Linked DNA regions of Mus musculus: all the other regions are linked to region 1. The links are chromatin loops, found by intact Hi-C in ENCODE. Cell type or tissue: left cerebral cortex. All regions are shown on one strand.

What was found. Hi-C counts contacts between places; a loop is a spot of excess contacts. Peaks named below come from ENCODE experiments on the same cell type or tissue, not always from the same donor. Only the 100,000 strongest peaks of a DNase experiment are listed, where the experiment ranks them.
Region 2: it touches region 1 in a loop (4-fold over the local background); 6 of 42 quality-filtered maps call a loop at or near these places.
Region 3: it touches region 1 in a loop (8-fold over the local background); 12 of 42 quality-filtered maps call a loop at or near these places.
Region 4: it touches region 1 in a loop (4-fold over the local background); 2 of 42 quality-filtered maps call a loop at or near these places.
Region 5: it touches region 1 in a loop (8-fold over the local background); 11 of 42 quality-filtered maps call a loop at or near these places.
Region 6: a loop joins it to region 1, with 3 times the contacts of the local background. A loop is called at or near these places in 5 of 42 quality-filtered maps.

Annotation. Positions count from the first base shown.
Region 1 is chr9:29,456,144-29,460,143 of GRCm38, reverse strand. It overlaps a transcript of Ntm not described here. Among named protein-coding and RNA genes, the nearest start is that of Ntm, 45 kb to the right of the region's middle. In left cerebral cortex, CTCF peaks have their summits at 693 (motif pointing right) and 1,740 (motif pointing right); DNase peaks (open chromatin) are centred at 587, 986, 1,742 and 3,944; H3K27ac peaks cover 647 bases.
Region 2 is chr9:28,402,328-28,406,327 of GRCm38, reverse strand. Opcml (opioid binding protein/cell adhesion molecule-like) reads right to left here. Exons shown (of 8, transcript NM_177906.5): 2 at 1,916-2,000. Among named protein-coding and RNA genes, the nearest start is that of Gm39313, 8.1 kb to the right of the region's middle. In left cerebral cortex, CTCF peaks have their summits at 326 (motif pointing left) and 1,914; DNase peaks (open chromatin) are centred at 1,941, 2,382, 2,969, 3,822 and 4 more places; H3K4me3 peaks cover 3,252 bases; H3K27ac peaks cover 3,685 bases.
Region 3 is chr9:28,259,957-28,263,956 of GRCm38, reverse strand. The region is part of intron 1 of Opcml (opioid binding protein/cell adhesion molecule-like); the gene reads right to left. Among named protein-coding and RNA genes, the nearest start is that of Gm39313, 130 kb to the left of the region's middle. In left cerebral cortex, a CTCF peak has its summit at 2,387 (motif pointing left); DNase peaks (open chromatin) are centred at 886 and 2,369.
Region 4 is chr9:28,939,448-28,943,447 of GRCm38, reverse strand. No RefSeq gene overlaps it. Among named protein-coding and RNA genes, the nearest start is that of Gm15520, 94 kb to the left of the region's middle. In left cerebral cortex, no CTCF peak of the experiment used is centred here; a DNase peak (open chromatin) is centred at 2,347.
Region 5 is chr9:29,200,127-29,204,126 of GRCm38, reverse strand. All of the region lies in intron 1 of Ntm (neurotrimin), which reads left to right. Among named protein-coding and RNA genes, the nearest start is that of Gm15520, 170 kb to the right of the region's middle. In left cerebral cortex, a CTCF peak has its summit at 2,265 (motif pointing left); DNase peaks (open chromatin) are centred at 1,703 and 2,263; H3K27ac peaks cover 293 bases.
Region 6 is chr9:29,640,990-29,644,989 of GRCm38, reverse strand. It overlaps a transcript of Ntm not described here. Among named protein-coding and RNA genes, the nearest start is that of Gm15521, 10 kb to the right of the region's middle. In left cerebral cortex, a CTCF peak has its summit at 1,535 (motif pointing right); a DNase peak (open chromatin) is centred at 1,538.

The sequences.
Region 1 (4,000 bases):
GAGAGAGAGAGAGAGAAACTCACTCACGAATATAAGCACCTGAATAAAACTGTAAGCACTCAACATTACCAATGCACTACACACCTCTCATGTGTGCAACATGGGCAGCACACATGTGCTTTCTAACACCGTATACACTATACCCACCTTCAGACATGCAGATCACACATATACTATATCATTGTACTATAATTTGCACACAAGGAGATGCCTCGGGAATTTCACCATTCCTTTTCTGTTCAGCCTTGTTCCAGATGTGCAAAGGGAAAAACCAAAACAACAGACCAAAGCAGGAGTGTCTATGGGGTCTATAGCAGCCCTTTCTGTCATCGCTGACATCTATGGAGGCTACAGCAGTTGCCATAGAGATGCTACATCTCAGTCTGGGTTCCGTAGGCCGGAGAACTGGGCACAAATCAGAGACCCTGACCCGTTTGTCTGCAGCCATAGCCAGCCACTTTGTCAGAGCTCCAAAGCCCACAGGAATGGAGAGTCAGGATTCAGAACCCATCTCACAGAATTCAGCTTGTGCACATGTGTCCCCTGCATATCTGCGTGGGCTAAAAATACCTGTGCCCTGCATGGCGCCAGAGATCGCTGACAAAGGCATTCGTATTTGCAGTCGAGACACCCTTGGATTACTTCTGCAGTAACCTCTCTCACATTTTAAACAGGTTGGTTAGAGCCATCACTTAGTCTGCCTCCAGGAGGCAGCCATTAAGAGATGTAGCTGGGAATGGCATTTCTTTCTTTCCTTTTTTTTTTTTTTTTCCTTAAAAGGTTTTTAAAAAGTGACTATTTTCATTACAGTGTCGTAAATTTTCTGGTTTAAAAATAAAATTCATTTGAACTTAAGCTTCTTTAGACAAACTAGTGTCTTCAGGGAAAGTAGGTTAATAGGAAAGGTAGGAGGGGCCAGCTTGTCTCGCCAGTTGTTGGGGAATGCAAGCTGGAACACAGTGAGGCTGCCAAGATGGAGTGGGGGGGGGGGGGAGCAGGTGTAGGAGTGTTGAAAGCAGGGCTCCCTCTCTCCTTCCAGTCTCCTGGATTCTTGAAGAGAGAGCAGGATGCAATCATAGGTTCTGTTATAGGCACAAAGGTAAATTAACCAAGAAATTAACTTTTCAGATGTCCAACCATGAGCCCTCCCAAGTACTCCTCCTGGCCACCTGCTGTTTGCACTTACACTGGGCTAAGGAGGGAATCTGGTTCAACTCTCACCCCAGGCCTTGCCTCCGGGCAGGCTGCAGGGCTCCAGAATTAGAGGGCTGGGGGGGAACAAGAAGCCACCCAGATATAGCAGGAAGGTGCTTGCACCTTGTACATCACAGGAGGTGGCAGAAATTAATCTCTCTCTCTCTCTCTCTCTCTCTCTCTCTCTCTCTCTCTCTCTCTCTCTGTGTGTGTGTGTGTGTGTGTGTGTGTGTGCGCTTTCCTCTGTATGCCTGTGTATGTATATCCTTGTATGTGTATCTTTCCCTGTGTACTTCTATGTTTGGCAGAGTTTCTATGAATCTGTGTTTGTGCATGATTATCTATCAGCTTTTCTCTACCTGTGTCTGCATCTTCCTAGTTGCACATGCGTATTTTTGGGTGTCAGTGTGTGTCTATGTGTGTGTATGCACATTCACACTCTTGTGAGTGTGTTTCTATGACTGCAAAGAGAAGGGTGAAATGTGGACAGAGGTGTTTGGGGACACAAAATAAGGTCTTAAGTACACAGAGCCCACAGGCCAGGGATCCCACCACCAGCAGATGGAGCTGTGGGTACAAGTTTGAAAAAGGCCAGCCTGACTGCTGGCCTTGCAGTGCTAACTGAAGAACCCCTAGCTCCCCCTCATCCCAACCCCTTAACCTCCCCAGCCCCCCACCCCCACCCCTCGCTGTCAAGACTGTGTTTGGGAGCCCACTAATCTGCCTCATACTCCTGCAACAAGGAAATCCCGGGGACAGCAGGGCTGCGCTTAACTGAGGCTGTTTTTCTTGGGCTTGGTGGAGTCACAGGATGAAACTAAGAGCTCACTAGCTATTCCATGCCTTATGGAGAGAATTATACTGTTAGGTAAATGAGCCCCCAAAGCACAATGTGCCCCTCATTTCACAGATAAACAAAAGACCTTAATTCCTTTGTGACTTCGGTCACCTTGCCCTAAGGATCTCTCCCTCCCGCCCCCCCACCCCGCCCCTTTTAACTTTGACCAAGATCTATCAAAGACTCTTCCTCTTCTCCCAGCCCCACCCCCACAACCCCCACCTCTACCCCACCCCCGTGTGATCATTCTTTATCTGCAGTGAACTTCTTACTAATAGCTAGCTCCTATCTGATCTCTCTGTCTGAAATCCTTTCTGGCTGCCATTCATTGTAGACTAGATTCATCTTCCCCACAGAGCTTGGATCCTGTCTGGGTCTGTCCAGATATTTCAGCAGCTTGCACCAAAATCAAGTTCAAGCTAGCTCACACTTGAAATAGCAGTATCCCTGACTCAGTATGCCTCATTTCTCCAAGGACAACCCCTGCTCCATCTTGTCTCCTATGCATACCTTGAGCTCCAACTGTCTTTCAACCTCTGTTAATTTTTTTCTGTTTTATTTACCCATTTTAAATAGTACTTCTGAATGGCTCTATCTCCTCCAATTTTATCCTTTACATAGTACACCTTTCCCTATAATACTGTCCTGATGACATCACTAGACACACCCTTTGCCCCAGGTTCTACAGACCTTTCATCTGCACCCAGTGCTATCCTGTACCCCTTTCACAGGTCACTGTGGTCTTTGATACACATGGCTGATTCTGCAGTTAGCATGGCCTTCTTCACTGTATTCCAACCATCACTGTCCACTGGAACTCGTGAAAGCTCTCCAAATAGGTGAACACAAGCCTAGCAATTGTCGTTATGTGTTCTCCTCCTTTTGTACTTACTTTATAAGAAGTCTGTCTCATCTAGGTCAGTTTTGGAGCCCGATCATCTACTGGTCCAGCCTATGGCCATCTATGTGATGAGTAACAGCTCAGTCAGTGTATTTCCAACATGCCACCCAAATCCCACAACAGTAAGAAAGTGATCATACAGAGACAGAGATGAAAAGGTCATTGTGATTCTTGCTGACACCCCATGCTAACATCCCACTCTCATGAGAACTCACCAAGGTCCTGTAAGAACTCCCTTACTTCCTCCACAGAGCAGTACCTCCAATGACCTGATGAGATGCATGAAGCCCCACCTCTTAAAGGCCCCACCACCTCCTACACTGCACTGTGGTATGGAAGGGGTGGACAAACTTCTAATACAAGAAGCTCTATACTTTTCTTTTTTTAAAAAATTGGGTATTTATTTCATTTACATTTCCAACACTATTCCAAAAGTACCCCACACACTCCCCTACCCACTCCCCCACCCACTCCCCCACCCACCCACTCCCACTTCTTGGCTCTGGCGTTCCCCTGAACTGAGGCAGCAGTTTATATGGGCCAGTCTTTCTCCCAGATCAGAAATGGAAAAGGTATGATCACTGTTTTCCTACTATTAGCTAGGTGACTACACACACAAACACACATACACACACACACACAGACACACACACACACACACATGCTGGCTTCTGTCACCTAAGTGCTTAATGGGTGGAATAAGCCAGGATTAATAGACTCCCACTTTTAAAGTTTTTATACTATCCCCTAGTGTTCAAAGTTTCTTTCTTTGTTCAGAGTCTCTTTCTTCAGAGACTGCTGGGAGGAGAAAGGGGATGCTACCCCCAACACAAGCCTCCTGTCCTCACATGCACCTCACTGGATCCTCATTGTTTCTGAGGAGTGCTCATCCAGCTCAGGCATCCAAGAGTATTTCCAAAATTATTTTCTTCATTTCAGTTCGAAGACGTTCATGTTCTCTTTTTGGGATGCATGCAGAACGCAGACAGGAATTGCAATGATCTGCCACCACTGACATCTGTTCGCATCCTGCTGCCTCCCGAGAAATTGGCCTGTCCTATCCTTGT
Region 2 (4,000 bases), 1.1 Mb after region 1:
AGCAGGGGAAAGGGGCAGAAGAGAGAAGAGAGACAAAATCAACATGGCTTGTGCTGACTTTTAAAAGTCAGCTACCACAACGGTCAGGTAAGCAGCAGCAGTCATAGTTGAACATACACATTGTTGTTTCCACAAAGCATGAAAAGCAACCATTCAGCTTTTCCTTTTTTATTCCCCTTTCCCATTACCAAGCCCAGCTGTTAAACATTAGAATTGAAGATCATGAAAACAGGCCAGTAGCTAATAAGAGAGAGAGAGAGAGAGAGAGAGAGAGAGAGAGAGAGATTGAAGCTTGAAGCTCGCCCTCTGCTGGTAGAACTGTCTTACTGCACCCAGAAGGCAGAAGCTCAAGTTTCTAAGTTTTTTATTTAATTTTCAGGGACAGGAAGGAGGAGGACAGCAGAATTTGTAAATTTATTAGTGATATCCCCCTTGTTTATGAAACAATTCATTGCCTCTAACAAAAGACTGAAAGAACAAGAGGTATTTGGCAGTGTTGAAACTCTTTTGCCACTACTACTACTATCCACATTTCCTGGGTTCACATACACTGCGGTTAGATGCTTTTGGCACCTTTGAACCACCAGTCCCCTGCAAAAGTGAAGTCCCACAAATCATACCTCAAAGAGCAGACCTGGAACTTTCCTTGAAGCAACACAATAAGGATAAGGCACTCTCATCCACTACAAGCTAAGGGGTGCTCAAAAGATGAGAAGCACTTGTAACTCATGCTGTCTTTAGGACCATGCAGGTCAAGAAGACAGGACTTTGGGATCTTTCACTAGCTGAAAAGATGATTTACCTACGAACCTCCCAAGGCAGAAGGGATCCAAATTTAACCCTAGGGTTCATGTGAAAAGATTTCTTCCTCTGGGAGATATCTGTGTGTGTTGGAAGGACTCCACAAGGAAAAGCACAGAGAACAGGAAGAAGGAAATCCCACCCTCAATATCTCCTTGTAGAAGCCAGGCATTCTGGCTGCAGAATCTGGGTCAGAATATTTTATTTTCACTATAACCATCAAAGTCATAGGCAGGGCAAACACATTCACCCTGTGTACACTGAGACATACTTAAGCTGGGATGTCCCTGAATCTGTCTCCTAGGACCAGAACTGCCTCATTAAAGGGATAAAAGATGATATCTGCTGAGCTCGTGGAAAGTGGTGGCTGCATTTTTATTAAAGTCTCTGCTGCAGCAGGCCCAGTCCCCAAAGGTTCATATTCCAAGCATCTCCACCCCTCTGCCTGGAGCATGGAAGTGATTCTCTGTAACTCATTAAGCTAAAACAAAAAGCTTCCCTATTGTGCTTCTCACACAGGAATGATGTCGGTGCATAAAAGCTACATGCTTGCTCTTCTTGGTCCCAGCCCATAAAAACACAAAGGCCTCATAATTTGCATCAGGGCCCAAGTGCACCGCACAGGGTTAGACTGAGGGGCTGTGTCTTCCTAAGACTCATAAAAAGTCGTGCCCTGGCACAGGAAATCTAAAGCCTTCAATTGTGAAATAGCCCCAACACACGCTGCCATCACAGATGGTTAGCTGAGGGCGATCCTGTGTCATCACATCCTCCTGGCCTGGAAGAAAAATCCAAGGGTATTTAGTTAACTACGCAGTGTCTCGTCCGGGTGTGAAACTTGCCATCCCATTGCTCCATGAATATATGACATCCCAAGTGTAGACTTTAACATTGCCTGTAAGACTGCAGACCAAAAGAGCACCAAATGACAAGGACGTCCAAGAAAGCTGGTATCAGCAAGCACACGACGCAACTGGCCAATTCTTGGGCCCGCAAAAGGCCCTTTGCATGCTTAAATGCCCCTCATTCTAGCTTCCTTTTCTCTCTCCCTCACCCCCTCCCCTTGAAGCCATGTGCAATGGGTTCTGTCCCCAGATGAAGGAAGGCTCCCTACCTGAGGGTGGCGCTCTCCCCCTGCCGGACCGTCACGTTGTCCATAGCTTTGGGAAAGGTGGCATCTCCGCTGCGCACCGGCACTCCTGTGGGTACAAGGAATAGCAGCCTGAGAGACACGACCACGAGGCACTTCCAGGGCAGGAACAGGTACCCACAGACCCCCATTCTCGACAGCCACAACTTCCCAGAACTCCTGCAGCGACAAGGTCCTTGTCCCTAGCCCTCTCAGAACAGCCGGAAGTGTTGAGGGGCGAAAGCACACAGAGAGCGAACCAGGAGCTGGGAGCGGGAGAAGGCAAGGCTGAGTCCAGGCTCTCCGGAGCCTAATAATTCTTCCTCGGCTTCAGCCTCAGCTTTCCAGCCTAGCAGAACCAGATGCCCCCTCCTGCATCCAAAAAAGAGCTTTCTCGACGCTCCCTGGGGCGGAGGGAGCCCGGGGGAGGGAGAGCACGAAAGAAGGAGCAGGGACGAAGGTCACAGATTGTGCGTTCTCTGCCTTTCTCGGTGAAGCTACTTTAAGATTCAGTTGGGCGCGTTCTGCAGAGGTCTGGCATCAAAAGTTTATAACCCAAAGAAGGCAAGTGTCTCTGACAGAAAGGAGATGTCATAAAAAATTGTTTTTAAAGCTCCTGATTTCAAGGAGAGGAGAAAATGTTTTATTAGATCACACACATGTTTGGATGGAGTTAGAAAACAGCCCCGAGTCTCGCATCTGGACCCCAAGGCGATAAAAAGTTCCACGCAGTGACCCGCAGCAGGTGTAGCCTGGTTCCTCCGCTTGCTCCGAAGCTGTCCTCCCAGTAGCCCAGTGGGCGAGTCCTGTTGGCCTGGCCCTCACCAGCCCGCGGAGCGCCGCGGCGCAGCTTTGGGCGCGGGGAGCTGAGCGGACTGCGGCCCCCGCCTCCTCCAGGGACGCTGCACGGGACGCGGGGACGCGCGGACGCCACGCTCAGCGGCCGCCCCCGGCCTCCGCGCCGCCTTCCTCCGGGGAGCAGCCCTGAAGCACGCGGGCCCCGACCGCCGGGGTTGTCATGGCAGCAGCAGCATCCCTGACCGCCACTTTCTCCCTGTGTCGACTCGGAGCAAGCCGGCTGGCGGGTGGTGCGGACTGCGCGCTCATCCCGGCTGGTGCTGGGCGCGGGCGCCCACCTTAACCCCCGCAGCGCCGAGACAGAAGCACCCACTAAGGCCCAGATCCCCGAGGGACAGTGGTGTTTCAAGGGGCTCCGCGCTCTCCTTGTACCAGAGCGAGCTGAGGAGATGTTGAGTCCCTTTCACTGCCTCCCCTGGTATGGGTGGGGAGGTAGAGGGGAGGGCTGGAGAAGGAGTTCTGGGGAAAGCAGCAAATTGAAAACTGACACTGGCACCTTCCTTCCGCAATGCCATGCAGAAGTTGTCAGACCCCGCCCTGGAGAACTGAACTGCCTTTGCCACTCCAGGTAGCTGAGCCCCTGTGGATGCCCAGTCCTCTGCAACTGTCCATGCAGGCTTTAGTCCTAAGGCACAGCTTTCCTGGGCCTATGCAAAAAGCTGTACTATGCTTCCTGTTTTGATGGCCTACCTGGAAACACTTAATGCCCATCCACTCCATGTCTTGCCTCCCTAGCTGGCAATTGAATTTCTTCTTACAAGACAGCATGCAAAGTAATCCCCACTATCTGTGCATCTTATTGTGGGGAAAAGGAAGAGCTGGGGAAATCACGTGGAGATCCTAAACTGTAGTAGGACTGATCTTCAGAACATCCATCTATGACTTTCTGATCACAGGAGAAAGCATCATTATAGCGCCAAGAGGGAACTCCAGGATACAGTGTTCCTAGAGGCCAGTCTCTAGGTTCCTTTGGGCTAAGATCCATCTCCTTCAGTCTAAACCCAAAAGCGCCAGTTTTCCTTGGGCCTGCCATTATTCTTGCCCCTGCTCTGCCTGGCAGAAGCCTCCCCTCTCTGCGTGGCACTCGTGCCTGTATCCTAATTTAATGGTTGCTATGTGCGTCTGCTCCACTGTATTCTTTTTTTTTTTTTTCTCGGAGCCTTTTGTTAAATTAGGCAGGGCTCCACACAATTGCCAAAATGAAATGTAATT
Region 3 (4,000 bases), 1.2 Mb after region 1:
TTACGAAAACTTTTCTCCAAGTGGAATTAGAGAATACCTTCAATTTCATTTCTTCTTCATTTTTGGTTTGGTTTGGTTTTGGTTTTGTCCAAGTATACACAGGGACGTGAACAAATGGCACAGAAAGAGAAAAATAAATTCCTCAGTATAGATCAAACAGATCTAAGAATTTCATTAAAATCCTGTGGGGATCCCACAGAAGGGGCATGGTTGTCTACAAGAAAGATGTTCTAAGTGGATGTAGACACCTTTGAGTGTCTGTTAGACAGGCACATTTGACATTGTCCAAAGCCTGGTAAAAGTTCTCACTGTCAGGAGAGGGGGCCTCAAATATCCCGTCCTCAGACCTTACTCCACAACGCTTCTATACTCTGACCCTGAGTCTAGCTGACTTTCTTTGCCTCTTCAAGCCTGCACTTCATTAGAACCTCAGTGGAGGAAAGTTTATGGTTCTCGGATGGCCCTTGTTCACCTAAGTCTCACGGGTCCTGGCTCTTTGGATATAGGTCAAGTCAATATCAATGCCATTATGTGCGTCTTCTCTCTTAGACCCTGACTGATTAGGTATGAGAAGAAGCACAGCACAATTAAATTTACAAATGATAGCCTCTCGTAAAACAGGGGTTTAGATTTCTTCTTGCTTCTGGCATTTGTTTCCAGGATCAAGTAAAGGGTTTGGATAAAATCCTGGGCCCAAAGTGCCACAACCTCTGTAGTTACTACATCTCTATTCCATGCTTCTCCACAGATGAGGTCTCCTGACCTCGCACATAGTCTCCATGTAACTAAGACCTAGGATAGAGCTAACAGCATCCCAGAAGGCATAGCCACCTCTCCTGGATGCTCTCCCAAGTCACAGATGGAGAACCTAGAACAACCACTTCACTAAACCAGCAGCTATCTTCATCAGAATCTAAATTATCTGTCCACGTGCTCAGTCCTTGCCCTGCATCAAAGAAACTCTTTTAGCAACAGACAGAGACCATTACAGAAAAGCACTACCAATCAAAATGCAGAGTTGTGGAGCCCAGTGAATAAATCTAAACACAACTAAAGCTCAGGGGTCATTGTGAAAGAAGAGGCACAGTTACAGGGAGTTTGCTGTAAGATTATGTCTCTTATGAATGTCTCCTATGCTCATAAAGTGTCACCAATGTGACTGCCTAAATACAGGCTGAACAAGGACAACAACAGACATGCCAAAGGAGACAGAGACGGGGTTGGGGGAGGGCAAAAGGACTCAACCCTACATAGAGAACTTGGGCAGCTAAAGCATGCTGAGAGTGGGAGAAATAGTACACACACACACACACACACACACACACACACACACACACATACATGTAACAACAATTAATGAAAAAGGAAGCTACAGATTTCAAAGAACAAACAGGAGTTATGGCAGCATTTAGGAGGTGGAAATGAAAGAGGGGAGTGATGTTATTATATTATAATCTCAAAAATGAAAGGAAGAATTGTAAATTAGTCTATAAGCATTAATCACAGTGGCAAGGGTTCTAGTATGTGATGGATAACTTGTGTCATGCAAAGAAAGCAAGAGATCAAAAAGCAGTTTGTGCTCTTAGGCCTTTCTTCTCCAGGCCTCTATTCTCCCTTCCTCAAACCAAGAATGCTGGACAAATTCACATTGTGTCCAAAAGGAGAAAGGCCACAGAACATGTACAAAAGGCCTTGTAAAGCTGTGTCTCATGGGGCCTGCAGGATTCTCACAGTGTTGATGTTGTCTGCCCTGTGGGGCACCTCTGTAGGAAAACACATGTTGTCAGGCACTCGTGGTGTCTGTGGCTCTTACTTTTCTGATGTGAGCTTTTCTTCAGTCTCTTTCTCAAGCAACACTTCCCTCCTCCCTCCTCCCTCCTCCCTCCTCCTCCTCCTCTTCCTCCTCCTCCTCCTCTTCCTCCTCCTCTTCCTCCTCTTTCTCCTCCTCCAGCACCACCACCACTACCACCCCTGAAACCACCACTACCACCACTGGCCCAGTGTTTTCTATCTATTAATATAGGACATATCTTCAAGGCAGTTCCTGCATTGAGAAGAATTTCCTAGATGTTTTTTATCAGACAAGCTGTAAACAGGTTTGCTGGCTTGAACGTGTCAGTCAGGGCAAGGGCTGAAAGATAAAGGCACCTCATTTGGGGCTTGCTGTGGGGAACAAAACACAAAGAAGCAAAGAGTCCTGGTTTCATTAAAGAGTAGAGGGAAGATAGGTGGAGAGTGGGGACACGGCACTGGCTCACTCTGCAGGGCTGTGTAGTTGAAAGGGCAGAAAAGCAGTCAGGGATGGGCGGCCTCTAAACTGCAGAAAAAGATGCACTGCCTGCTCCATCTCTTAGCTCATTTCTGGAGATTTGGCGCCATCTGGTGGTTATGATTTGGTACTGTAACTCACCCTTCCCTCTCAGCTTCCTGTTGCAAGTGAGTTCTTTCACAGTGATCATGGAATGTCACAGTCTATTAGCAAAACAACTCAGAGCACAGTGTTGGTGGGCCCCTCCTTCCTAGAAGGCAGTCGCCCTCTGTTCCTTCAAGCTATGCCAAGAGCTGTCCTGTGGCGAAAGAACAAGAAGTCAGCCACTGATGTGAAGTCACTCTGGGCTAGATCTTACCACATGCTGTGTTTCAGAGACCTGTTACTGAGAGGCCATGACCCTGAAATAGCCTCTCTACATCCTAAACTGCCCCTGGGAGGGAGAGAGCCTGTATGCCATGCCATGGGCATAGTACCCGAGACCCTTTCCTGAACTCTCCCCATAACTGCTTCTTATGGAAAAAAGATGAACGGGACATTGAGGCACTTGGGAAAAGTGATTTGAGGGAGATGCCTAGAAGGGCAAGCTAGAGTTTTTCTCTGCAGCCTCTGCAGGTGCATTGCTTGGTGTGGACTCAGTAGAGTGTGTAAGCCGGGCTTCATTCATTCACTCTTAGAGGTTCATTCATTTCTTAGAAGGCTACTATGTACTGACAATGAGACTTTGAACAAAATAGACCCAGATTCCGGCTGTGGACTTAATATTATGGCCACAAGGATAAAGCAGTTACCAAGAAGCCTAAGTAGAAGACAAAACTACTTAACTGTTGTAACAAGGACCATGTAAGTAAAGAATAGAGGTGGGACCGGGCGGTGGTGGCGCACACCTTTAATCCCAGCAGTTGGGAGGCAGAGGCAGTCAGATTTCTGAGTTCAAGGCCAGCCTGGTCTACAAAGTGAGTTCCAGGGCTACACAGAGAAACCCTGTCTCAAAAACAAAACAAAACAAAACAAAACAAAACAAAACAAAACAAAACAAAACAAAACGAAATGAAAGAATAGAGGTGGGTATTTGTCCAGGGTTAGGGGAGACTGCATTGATGATGAAACATTCCTGCATAAGGGCCACTGAGAGGACCCTGTGGCATCACCTGGAGAGAAAGAGCAGAGAAAAATACTTAAGTCTGCTACTTGAGAGCCGGTGACCCCACCATCTTGCTGGAGCTGAGCAGGCAGGAGTTAGCTATGGGAGGGTAGGACTGCATAGTTTCTTTTTTTTTTTTTTTTTTTTTTTAAGATTTATTTATTACATGTAAGTACACTGTAGCTGTCTTCAGACACACCAGAAGAGGGCGTCAGATCTCGTTACAGATGGTTGTGAGCCACCATGTGGTTGCTGGGATTTGAACTCTGGACCTTCGGAAGAGCAGTCGGGTGCTCTTACCCACTGAGCCATCTCACCAGCCCCAGACTGCATAGTTTCAAAATCTGACCCTTGAAGAGTCTGGGGCAGGTCTGGATTGGGTCCCATGGTATTGAGCAAATCTAGCACTGGTGCATCTAAATTCCATTCAGGAGCCCACCAGGCCAAGCCAGTGGGAAGGGACCAGAGCTTGGGGAGGAAGCACATTGCTGCCGTCACCATAAATGAACCCTTGCTTGTGTCCCTGGGAGATCTGAATCCCACCGATCCTTGCAAGGTGGGTCATCTACAGGGCACTGTCCCCAGTT
Region 4 (4,000 bases), 520 kb after region 1:
TATGTTGTCCATTGTGTGTGCATGCATGTGTATTCGTATCAATGTCGAGACCTGAAACTGGCATTGAGAATCATCTGCAATCTCAGCCTCCTTCCTACATTATTCACTGAGGCAGGTTGTATCAGTCAAACCCAGAGCTCACAGATATGGCTAGTCTCCCTAACCAGCTTTCTCTGGAAATCTATGTCTCTGCCTTCTAAGTCTGGACTGCCATACCCACCTGGCATTTCCCATGGGTTTGGAAGATCAGAACTCTATTCCTCACACTATAGGGCAAGAACTTTGATCACGGAGCCATCTCTTCAGCCCCAGCATCTTCATGATTTTCTGGGTCGCATCAGTGTCTCTGGGAAGTTGGGTTAGTCACTTCTGAATCTCCAGGTTCATCTACATATTTTATTTAATTTCTTCACCAGAAATGTTTTATTTAACCTTTAAGGTGTTTGACACAGACAGTAGCATTCACTCTCTCCTGTTAATTCAGAAGAGACCTGTCTAGAAATATCCAAGTTCATTTAAAAATGTCTCAGATGTCATCATGGACCATTTTGTAATATATGTTTTCATCATGATGGTTGGGAGCATGGTTTATTATGGGAGATTGTGGTGAGGCTCTAAAGAGGCAATTAGTGTTGGGGAAAATATCCAGCCATCAAAAGAAGTAATGGATGATGTATTAGATATTTCTAGCTGCTGGAACAAGTCACCACAATAACCACTTAAAGGAGCACACATTTACTCTGTTACAATTATGAAGGCAAGAGGTCAGCATCAGACATAACTGGTCTGAAGTCATGACATCTTCTAGGTCCTATGTCCTTGAACAATGTAGAGGAGTACTGGACCCATGCCTCTTCCAGGACCCCTAGACTGACTTACAGCTAGCCCATTTCTGTCTTCTAGTCAGAATCTCATATTCTGTGTGTCATTCCCTCTGAATCCCTCTCAAAAAGTATCATGGATGGAGTGTTTCCACCAAAACTCATGTGGAAATCTCATTTCCAGTTTCAGTCTTGAGAGGCAAGGTCAGGTAGGACCTCTGTGAGGCCATTAGTAAAGAAGGCCTTGCTCTTAGGAATGGCTTCATCTGCTCAAAAGTGGATCTCTTGTAAAAGTCAGTGTGATAGTGCCCTCATTCTTGGTTGTGGCTGTCTTTTCTGACATGTATCTCCTCCAGTCCCTACAGAGATTTCTCAACAATAAAAAAAGGCCTCATTAGATGTGGTACCTTGATTTTGAGTCTCTAGGACCCCAGAACTATGAGCTGAATATACCTTTATTCTTTACAAATTATCAATTACAATTTATTTTCCTTTAATAATACAAAAATGAACCAAGACATAAGAGTTCATATAACTGAATAACAAAGCAAAATCCATGACTTCATTTGGAACTTCTATTTTCTTTTCTTTTATTTTCTTTACTTAGTTATTTTATTTTTTATGTATATGGGTCAACAATTGAAGTTATTAGGGCATGGAGATTTCTTTTTAACAAACCATTTTTTTTAGCTTACCACAAGAGATAATAATGTTTTTTAAAGAAAAACAGTGCATCCCAAAATAGAGAATGCAAAAATGAATTCTCTTGTATATAAGCCAAGACCAGTAAGAAATATTTACATAGAAGAGAAAAACATGAATCTAGTCACAATTGAGATTCATATCTCTCAACTGACTCTGTCCTAGAAGAATTTTGGAAGGAAGGCTCAGTTCAAGGAAGATGATGGAGCCTCGATATCTCTTGGTGTAGCTAAATTAATTTTACAGAACACAGTTTAGTGGTGAGGTTACAATAGCCAACTTGAGTAGGACATGTGTCATGCTCCACCCCCCCCCCTTTCAGTCATCCCAAGAGCACAACAACCCACAGATCCTGAGAACCCAGTCATACAAAGATCAATTCTTTCATTACAAGTTCACCAGGGTCATGTAGAGGTCAATGGAGGCTCCTTAAAACCAGAGGAGGCATTTTCTTTTGGGGAGACTATATTTCCTTAAACTGGAGAAGAGGGAGAGGAAGACCCTGGAGGGTCACATAAACAGGGGCAAGGTCATGAAAAGTTTAAGAAACAAAACAACTGTCGGGGTCAAGAAGAAATGTCAGGGTTCAAGCTCTTCGAGCCAGTGTTCTAAGTTTGGGCTGGTTTTCTCCTCCAAATTAAGCAGACTGGGAAATACACTTTGAAGACAAAAGAGAGGAATTTTCAGCAAAAGAAAAAGATAAAATTACTTAAGATATAACTTAAAAATTGGATAATCTTTATTTAAAGTCTTCCAAGCTGTTATTATTGTATGCTGTGAGGGGGTGGGAGGAAGCTGCTTATGCTACTGCACATATGTGGAAGTCAGAGGACAACTGTGTGGAGTTGGTTCTTGCCTTTATGTGGGTTTTCAGGAATCAAGTTTAAATCACTAGGCTTGCATGGCAGATGCCTTTTCCTGCTGAGACATCCTGCCCACCCTACATTTTAGAAGTAAGGCTTCAATTCTCAACTCTGTTCTTCTCTGAACCTGGAAAAACTAGTAAAGAGTCTGTGGTCTGAGAGGTGAAGGGTGAAGAAATGCTAACTTCTCAGTACTTTCTGGTAATGCTTCCCAGCCCATGGGCTAAATGTCCAAAGCAACCGTAAATCAGCCTTGGAACAGCAAACCTATTGGTCATTTTCATCTCTAAAGGTATCTTCATTCCTCCAATCCTGTGGGCTTAGCCTCACTTAAATAATTACCATCAAAGGGAAAGCAGTTCCTTCTTTCCTCCTCCTTCCTTCGCTCTCTTTCTCCTCCCACCTTTCTCTTCTTTCCTTCCTTCTTTCTTTAGTTGACAGGTAATAAATCATTTTGTATGTTTATGATATAGACTATAATGTTTGGTTACATTTTTACATTGACTAATGAATAAGTCAGGTTATCTAGGTCATTTATCCCTTACCTCTTTGTCATGAGATCATGCCAAACCCTTTCCTAATGATTTTATATGTCATTAGCCATAACCATTTCCTACGTAGCTATGAGTCTGTACTGGCAACCAATCCCTGGCCTTTACCAAACCTTAATTTGCTCAGTACTCCTAGGAGCATGGCCTTTTTAAATTCTAAATGTGAGTGACATCAGGTGGCATTTGCCTTTTTTGTGCCTGGCTTATTTCATTTAATGTAGTGTTCTCTTGGTTAACATAGAGCACCTCTGAGAACAGAGGGACATCTAAAAAGACACCCAAGTTGGGAGTTTTTCTTAGCTTCAGACAAGCTGTAGGAAAACAGCTTCAAATGTCCACTATGTGCTAAGCATATTCAGTTTTGTTTCCTTGAAGTTTTCTCATCCATACTAAGGGCAGTAGAATGCTCACATTCGACAAATGAATTAAGGAAACTGTGGTGCTTTGAGTGAAAATGGCTCCCATAAATTCCTGGGGAGTGGTTCTATTAGGAGGTATTGCCTTGTTGGAGGAATTGTGTTTTCAAATGATCAAGCCAAACCCAGTGGCTTTTTCTCTCTCTTTCTACTGCCTATTAATCTGGATGTAGAACTCTCAGCTTATTTTCCAACATCATGTTGGCCTGCTTGCCATGGTGATTTCCACCATGACAATAGACTAAATCTTTTAACTGTAAGCCAGCCCCAATTAAATGTCTTCCTTTATAAGGGTTGCTGTGGTCATGATGTCTCTTCACAGAAATAAAACCCTAACTAAGACAGAGACCTAGCTGCTTGACTTATGGGTGACAAGAACTACCCCTAGGTCTCATATTCGTAAGCCAGATGGTAACCTTATTGGTGGAGGACACTGAGGATTAGGGTGAAGGTAGAGTGGGGTGCCCTTGCCTGTATGCATTTTAGTTGCTCCAGGGCTAGGAAAAGGGTTATTAAGTTGTTCCTGTCTCCTTCCTCTGCTAGGGCAGAGTTGGAGGATATTTCGTCATATTGTAAATCCTGACATTATGTTATTTACTGAAAATACCCTGGTTTTAGCTGTGGTGTGGCTCAGCCTTAGTACACAC
Region 5 (4,000 bases), 260 kb after region 1:
CCTTTAAGTGCATTTCTTTTTCTGGTTCCCCACTGGCCCAGCTCCCAAGACCGACAGATCAGCAGGTACAGACGTACAGAACACCCTGCTATGGAGGATGGATCTTCAGAAAGACATTGCTAAAGTAGAAGCCCAACTCTGAAATTTAGTGACTATGTGACCTTAGGCAATTTATTAGGCTTCTGTTTGTTCACATACAACATAGAGATATTTTTGATAACTGCCACACAGCAAGTAAAACATCTTGTGTGAAGGGGTTAGCGTGGTGCCTGGTTCATGCTGATGACAGTGACATACTGTTATTTTGCCTTCCTCATTTCTTTCAGTTAATGACCCTCTGGCCTTAAGTTTCAATCTGGGCTTCTCAGTGGCTGCTCCTTCCAGTGGGCTCACAGCTCTGGCAGGTGTAACCCACCAGTGGTCCTGTGAGAACATTTGTGGCTTTTTAGCCTTTCCCCAGTGGAGAGTGATTCTCTCTATCTCCTAGATCTAGGCTCAGGGCTGCTGTCTGGGACATCATCCATACCTCCATGCTATGTTCCTAGGGGTATTTCAAAGGCTCTCTGTGAGAACATCTTATGATGTGTCCCGGTTTGTTGTTACAGCTCTATATTACCCCAATTCTTCCTAAATCTTCCCAGCCACTCAGATGACGTCACTCCATTCTATTCATCAGTAAAAGCTGTGAAACTTCTTTTAAATATTAGTGGAAAGAGATTAGTAAAGCACAGGCACTTAAAAAAGGTCCATAACTGTGGCTGATGTACATTGCAAACCAGAAAGCACCATCTTCCTATGACATCTTATCTGTCCTCTTCATCTTTTATTTCACTGGCGTGCTGGTTGATGCACATTAAGCATATATACCCCTACAACATTCTGTGAGATGATTTTAGTGAATAGATTTGTGCATGTGTTCTATGATGCCCAAGAAACCTGGACTAAATTATGCCCACATAATTTACTATTGAGGTGTATAGGGATAGGAAAGAGTATAGTGAGTGTGTGTGTGTGTGTGTGTGTGTGTGTGTGTGTGTGTGTGTGTGTGTGTGTAAGAGATAGGGGAGGAGGAAGAGTAGAAGGAACAGGAGAAGAGGAAGATTGTCTTCGGTTCTGACAGGGCTGGAGTGTACCAGCTGTTGGTAGAAGGCATCATCGTTTGTCTGTGAGTTCCTTGAGTCCAAGCACACACTCTTGTGTAATGTAGGGGAACAGAGACCGAGAATGAGCTGGTGTCTGGCTACTTGGTTATGTCAGAGAACGCTTGTGATGGAAAAATAAAACAAAACTAACCAACAGATGATTCTGTATCCATTCTTTTCTAGTCCAAAAGAGCCTGATGGGTTTGCTTTCCCACAGGGTTGGTTTAAGAACATTGGACAGTATCAGGGAGGGTAATGTGATTTTTTTTTTCCAGTCCAGCTGTGGAGTCAGTTCTTGATGAAGCCATGTGATTGGCATGTGGTACATACCATGGAATCCTGCTGGGGGTGATGACAGATGCTGGTGCCTGTTATTATTATGGTTTGGGAAGGTATTTTTTTTTTTTTTTGTTGCTCCTCCATCATCCTCTTCTCTCTGATAAACGAAGGCTGAGCTATTGTGGAACATAGGCAATAGCTCTGGAAATCAAAGCTCACACCACTGCTGGCACCTTGCCAGAACTCTGGAGTTATCTTCTGGGATGGCAGCAGGCAGCTGCTGTCATTCTCCCCCAGGAGTTATTTTGGGGCTTACTTTTATTTCTCCCAAGACAAGGGGAACTGGAGCAGGTGGCCAAGACAATGAAAAGCAAGGAAGGGCTAGAATGGGGACGCCTGGGGTAGAGGCCTGCAGAGGGCCAGTGGGAGACAGAAGTGGGAAGCCTGGGAAAGGCCTTCCAAGCAGGCCTTCTACTTTGTTGGCTATGAGCTTAAAGCCTGGCTCCTCCAGCCGTTCCTCTTGTGTTATGAGAGATGCTCTTGATGATCTGTAAAAGGCAGTCTGATTTATAAATACACCAAGAAGATTCAAGCACCTTTTCTTTGACATGTTGGGAAACTGAGGCACAACATACCAGTGACATTTTAACCCTGCTCCTTTTCAGGTCCTATTGTTGGCTAGTTGTCTTGTTCCGGAAGTTGTGGGAAGTGTTTCCCTACTTCCTGTATAAGGAGAATTTGTTGATGGCTTTGCTTTTATGGTCCCCTCCTGCAGATATCCTCCCGACTGCACACAACCCCACAAAGCTCCTAAGCCTGGGTCTCATGGGTTGACTCTGCCCTCTGGTGGATCAAAAGGTGCTGTATGAGGTAGAAAGGGAACTCCTTCCAGAAATACATATCCTGGCAGGCTTCCCAGAACAGTCTTTGGTTAAAGCAACCCGAACCCTAAATGAATACAGCTCAATATGCTTGTGATGTGTTAATAACCCGATAAGCTGGTTAGAACGTGCTACCAAGTGGACCTATTGCCCGTGTAACCACTTCTCACCTCCATGCCGCTGAGCAGGGATCAACCATGTGGGACCCCAGAGTCATACAGACAATACTGACCTCCCAGCTAATGAGAAGTCCCGAGCCCCCCTAACGCAGGTCCCCAGTGACATCTGCATCGTGCAAGCATGCCCTTTGCCCGCCTTTTTAATGACTTTCTATTTTGTTTTACAACCTGCAATCTGCCGCATGTCCTGGTCAACAGTGTCTATTTTTTCTGCTGTTGCCTGTGCTCTGGATGCTTTTATGGGCATTGATTTCCTTTGCTGGTTCCCCAAAGAGGTACTTTTCCTTGAGCCAGAGAGGCATTCCAGCGGATTATGGTGTCTGCCACTCTGTACTCCAATTTATTGCTCTCCTGGATTTTATTCTCTCTCATACTTGCAGCCAAGTCTCATTCATTCCATTTTCTTGGATAAGCAGAATGGGACAAAGTTGCTATTAATAGGAGAAAGAATGTCATGCCAGAAGGCTGAGCGATGTCTGAGTTTATAATCCTTATGTTCCAGAGGCTAGCTCTCCTCTTAGATCTAACCTAGATCTAGCCTTCTCTGTCCAGGTAGAGGAGTGGACCTCGTCATGGTTTATAATCTTTCCAGGCACGTTTGGACAAAAGATATCTCTTTAGTTGGCCATCCATCCTCCACCTTAGGGTAATCAGTTTGCTTTGGCAGAAGAAAGTCTGTCTAGGATAGATTGTACAGGGCAGAGGGCTGCCTGGGGAGGACGTGGGGAGGAAGAGTTCAGGCAAGCAATCACCTCTTCCTCCTGTGAGAGTGGCTGCTTCTTACTCTTCTTAGATAACAAGCTATGTGCATCTCATTGAGAATGCTCTATGAGTCTCAGTGTTTTTTTTTTTTTTTATTACATTGACAAACAAGTTTACTAATCATTTATCACAAATTAAGTAGAAACACAATTTCTAAACAGTGTCTTTCAGATAATAAATGTCTTTTGAATGTGCATATGTAATGTTACCACTCAGCTGTTGCTAGCCCTGCCTACTCTATCAGTAAGGTTTGAGAAACTGAACACGTACTTCTGAGAGTATCAATCAGATGTGGCTTCTGTAGGATCAGTACTTAGCATACTGTAACCTGTCTCCAGGCTATATAAATGAACACTTCCTTCAGTCAGGAGAGGGGTCACCAAGGCTCTTCTAGTGTTCATAATTATGGGCTTAGAGTTAAGTAACCACTGATACTTGGTAGGAAATCATGTAGGAATTCACATCTGGTAAGGAGAGAAATCACTGAGGACACTATGGGAACTTCTCCTTGGGGACAACTGATGTTATTGAACCCAGAAGGTCATCAGATGGAGATGTCTTTCACAAAATGTTTTTCGCAAGGTTTAGTTTAAAAAGAGAGCTGCCATGGGCATGAAGGCCATATTTGCCCATATATTCCTGACAAAGTGCTTAGAGGTAGCTGCATGAGAAGTAAGCAGCCTTACCACGGTACATGAAGGAGAAGTTCAGTAGAGTGCCTCTGCTTATGTAGGTGTTGTTACTGTTGAGTCCCTAG
Region 6 (4,000 bases), 180 kb before region 1:
ACTGAGAGTAGATCCACCGCCTGCCCTCATCTCAGCTCCTGGGACTCGTGTAATGATTAAATGAGATAGTATTGCATTTCAGTGAATAATGCAGCAGCCGGCTCATCGAAAGAGAGAATAAAAATATCTTTCTGGTGGCTTGCTTATAATAAATCTATTATGATCGCTCACGGGAGTCACTGTTATCATTGAGCAAATAAAAGCGATCGCGATTACCTTTCCCCCTTGGAGCAGCTGCCATTTTTCAAGGTCTTGGCTACCTAGGATTCTCATACAACATTTATTGAGTTGGTTCTCTATTTTAGCACAGCACCTTGTCTTAGAACTGAGAGATTTGCAAACCGCAAATGAAGTGCGATTTCTGGGTCAGGGAGCACATGGTCTGGTGGGGAAGCCCGCTGCAGAGTAGAAAGCCGGGGCCTTAGGCCTGTGCTGAAAATGGACTAGGAGAGGGAGTTGTCGCACAAGGTCCTCAATGAAAAAAATGACGTGAGCTGGGTTGTACGCTTCTATGAGGAAAGAGCCTTCGGTGGGGAGAAGCCGGGAACTCATTGAATACACATAGCAAGACAGTGGGAGGAAGCCTAGGAGAACTGCAGAGCCCAGAGACCTCCGGAGAGCTGGGGGGCCTCAGGAAGGCTACAGGATCGAAAGCAGCCTGGCCAATCCACCCAAGGACACAGGCAGGGCTCAGAGTGAAGGATGTGGTCAGAGGAGACTTCACAGACGATCATATTTTATTTTGTGCCAAGGACCCAGAGATTCCCTGGAGGACAGTGAAAATCATTAAAGGGTTTTAAGCAAGAATGATAGGATCAACTCCGCTGAGACGATAGCTCAGGGCTGGATGGGACGTGCATAGAGAAACAAGGCCAGTTGACAATAGAGAGGTCCAGAGCCTTAGGGGAGGAAGAGAAAGACAAATTTTATTTTTCTTGGTTTGCGGGCAATTAGCTCCCAGGCCCAGCTCCCTACAGATACCAACGTCCTCGGATGCTCAAGTTTCATATCTGAATAAGTATCCGTGCATATAATTTAAATCAGTGGTTCATGACCTTTTCCCAGGAGTGGCATATCAGATGTCTTGTGTATCAGAGATTTACATTACAATTCATAATCGTATCAAAATTACAGTTATGGAGTAGCAACAAAAATAATTCCATGATTGGGAGTCAACAGAACATGTAGAAGTGTAGTAAAGGGTCACAGCATCAGGAGGGTTGAAAAACACTGCTCTAAATCAGCCCTGTTTTACTTAAAATACGCAGCGCAAAATAATCGTTATGTACTTAAGCTATTTTGTTTACAGAATAACGACGTGGGGAAATACACATGTTCCGTGTTGATATAATTTTTGATATACTTTCAAACTGTGGCCACATGAAGTCACATACTCTGAGCTCATGAATCCAGGGGGAAGGTTATACCTGACGATAAACTTGCTTAGTGCTGAGAGCAAGGGGGCGGGGGCGGGGGAACACCCAGACTAGAGCCAGCCTGGCGCAGTCATGAAATTGCAAGCGGTCGCCACCAGAGGGCAGTAAGAGAAGAGCTGAGATCAGTTCCACCAGACAAGTGGAAGGCAGAACGGCTGATTTAAAAAAATGCAGGCTCTTAATCTGACGCCCCCTAAAAACTGTTCTCAGCCATAGTTAGTCCAAGGATTTTAGTGGTATCCCTCACATGCCACCAATAAAACTCTCTATAGCAAGATCTGTGCTGGGCTTCCATAAGAAGTTTTATCTAGGCTGGCCACTCATGTGTGGTTTAGTGGCTATGTTATTGTAGTTGCCTTGTGAGGAAGTGCTGGAGATCGAAGAGACAGCTCAGTAAGACTTTGTGAAATATGGCTTTATAAGAAACCTTTTGTGCACATGTGTGCCCAGTCTACCATCTCACCGTAGGCAGCACCATGGAAATGCAGTTCACAGGAGTTAGGTGCCTTGCCACATGATGACTGAGTTGGCATTGGTGCATGAGCAAGAGATCTTTTGACTATTGCTCACCAAACCGTCTCCATCTCCCTTGTACTTTAAAGTGGGGCGTTCATCCCACGGGCAGCAAATCTGGGAATATTGAGTGTGTATGGGAAGCCAGGCTTGTACTTATTTATAGAACCACAGAGGCCAGCACAAACCCCAGGTCAGATGTAGAACACAAAAGCGCTGGTGGTAACTGAGGTGTTTGCATGGGTGTGGACCTCTTGACCCTTCAGATGCCCTCACAAGTTTGACTGTTATCCCAATTGCAAATGAGGAAGCCCTTTCAGACAGGTTGGCTCCCTCCCTCCTCACAGCTGCAAAGCTGCTTCCCAGGACCTTACTGCCCCACTCCTGCCCTGAGGTCAGTGGGAGCCATGATATATGTGCTCAGTGCAACAGGAGGGTTGAAGTTCATGAGAAACGCTGAATTGTGTCCCAGAGACATCAACCTCAAATTGATCCGATAAGAGACTAGTTTTTCCAACAGAAAAATCTTGTTGATACAATAAAGTCTGTGATATTCCAGAGCCAAGGCGATGGCAGCTTCCCTGGGGACAGTGACTATTTGGGACAAAAAGAAACCATTGGCCTCAGAGGGACAGACAAATAGCTTGAGCTATAAGAACTGTTGTGACAATGTCTCCGGCCCCTGCTCGCTTCAGGCAAATGAGAATGACACACTGGAGTTTCATCCACTCAGGAGAGAGGAATGGAAGCCCGGAGCAACTGGGGAAAACAGGGTGCAAACTCAGTTATTTTGAATGGAGGTCTCCTAGCTTCCTAAATTATCATTGCCTGGAAGATAACACTGTACCAACAGGGTTCCAGGCTGCTCTCTAAGGAAGCAAGCATGCTAAATTAATACCAGACTTCCATTCACTCCACATGCTTGGATCCCAGTGTAACATTGTGCTTCTGTTTGGCATATGAATGTGGATGCTTTCAGTCATCTGTATACATTGGTTTCTCTTTTTTCCTATAGAATTAGACCCCAGCCAATTTGACCCTTGCCCTCCACTCAGCTTCTTGGAGCCTTGTTCTCCCGTGTGATAAATGATATCTTCTCCTTACCTGACAGCTTTGAGAATGGAAAGGATTGGTACCAATGATAGCAATTAGCTCCCATGGTGGCACACGTTAGAGCCAAGTAAATAGTGTATTTTCTTTCCTCTTGCTTCACCTTCGTGTGGCAAACAGGTACGCTGACACGAGCACACACACGGTAAATCACCAACTTGGCCAATAAATCTATGCTAAGTCAGAGTTAACTTAGAAAATCAACACGGCACAGAGGCTTTTAGAGGGCTGACATTCCTCAGGTTATGGAAAACAATAATAATAAATCTCAAGGAATGTCACCTTGCCCCTGGCACTGAAGACAAGAAGCTGAAAACCTTAGTGGAATAGCCTTGAGGATGTGGAGCGCACGGCCGGGAGGGGCAGCTCTTAGAGGAGCTGAGCTAGGGCAGGTGAACGTGTGTGAAGCTGTCAGGCCCCATGCTGGCCTGGCTAATTCCTCAGATTTCACTGTGGAGAGAAGCTCTCAGGGAAGATGGCAGCAGACATGATAGATACAGAGATCAACAGCTTTGAAAGTTTAGAATAAGCTAGAAAATATAGCCAATCAGCCCAGAACCAGGCAGACATTGCTTCTTCAGGCCTCTCACCACGGGTGTGTGGCTGATGCTGGGTTACTATGGCTGCATCCAAATGCCACTCTAGATGGTTTTTGCATATTGGCTGTTACTAAGATTTTCATGCTTATTTCTGAAAGTCATTATTTATTCTTCATCTCATTGAATATGATTACTCAACTCCCTTTGGAAAGAACCCAGTGGGCTTGTGTTGGGTTTTCTCTCTCTTAAAAGTTATTTCTTCTGTCAGTGGTTCTCGGTTCCTTCCCCATACCTACCTTCTGTCTCTAACTTGTTCTTCCTTGATAATGCTTGCCTGTTTATTAAGCTTCTTCCACTTTTATGATGCTATTGTTCAGTTCCCAAGGTTTGGAGTTGGAAGAC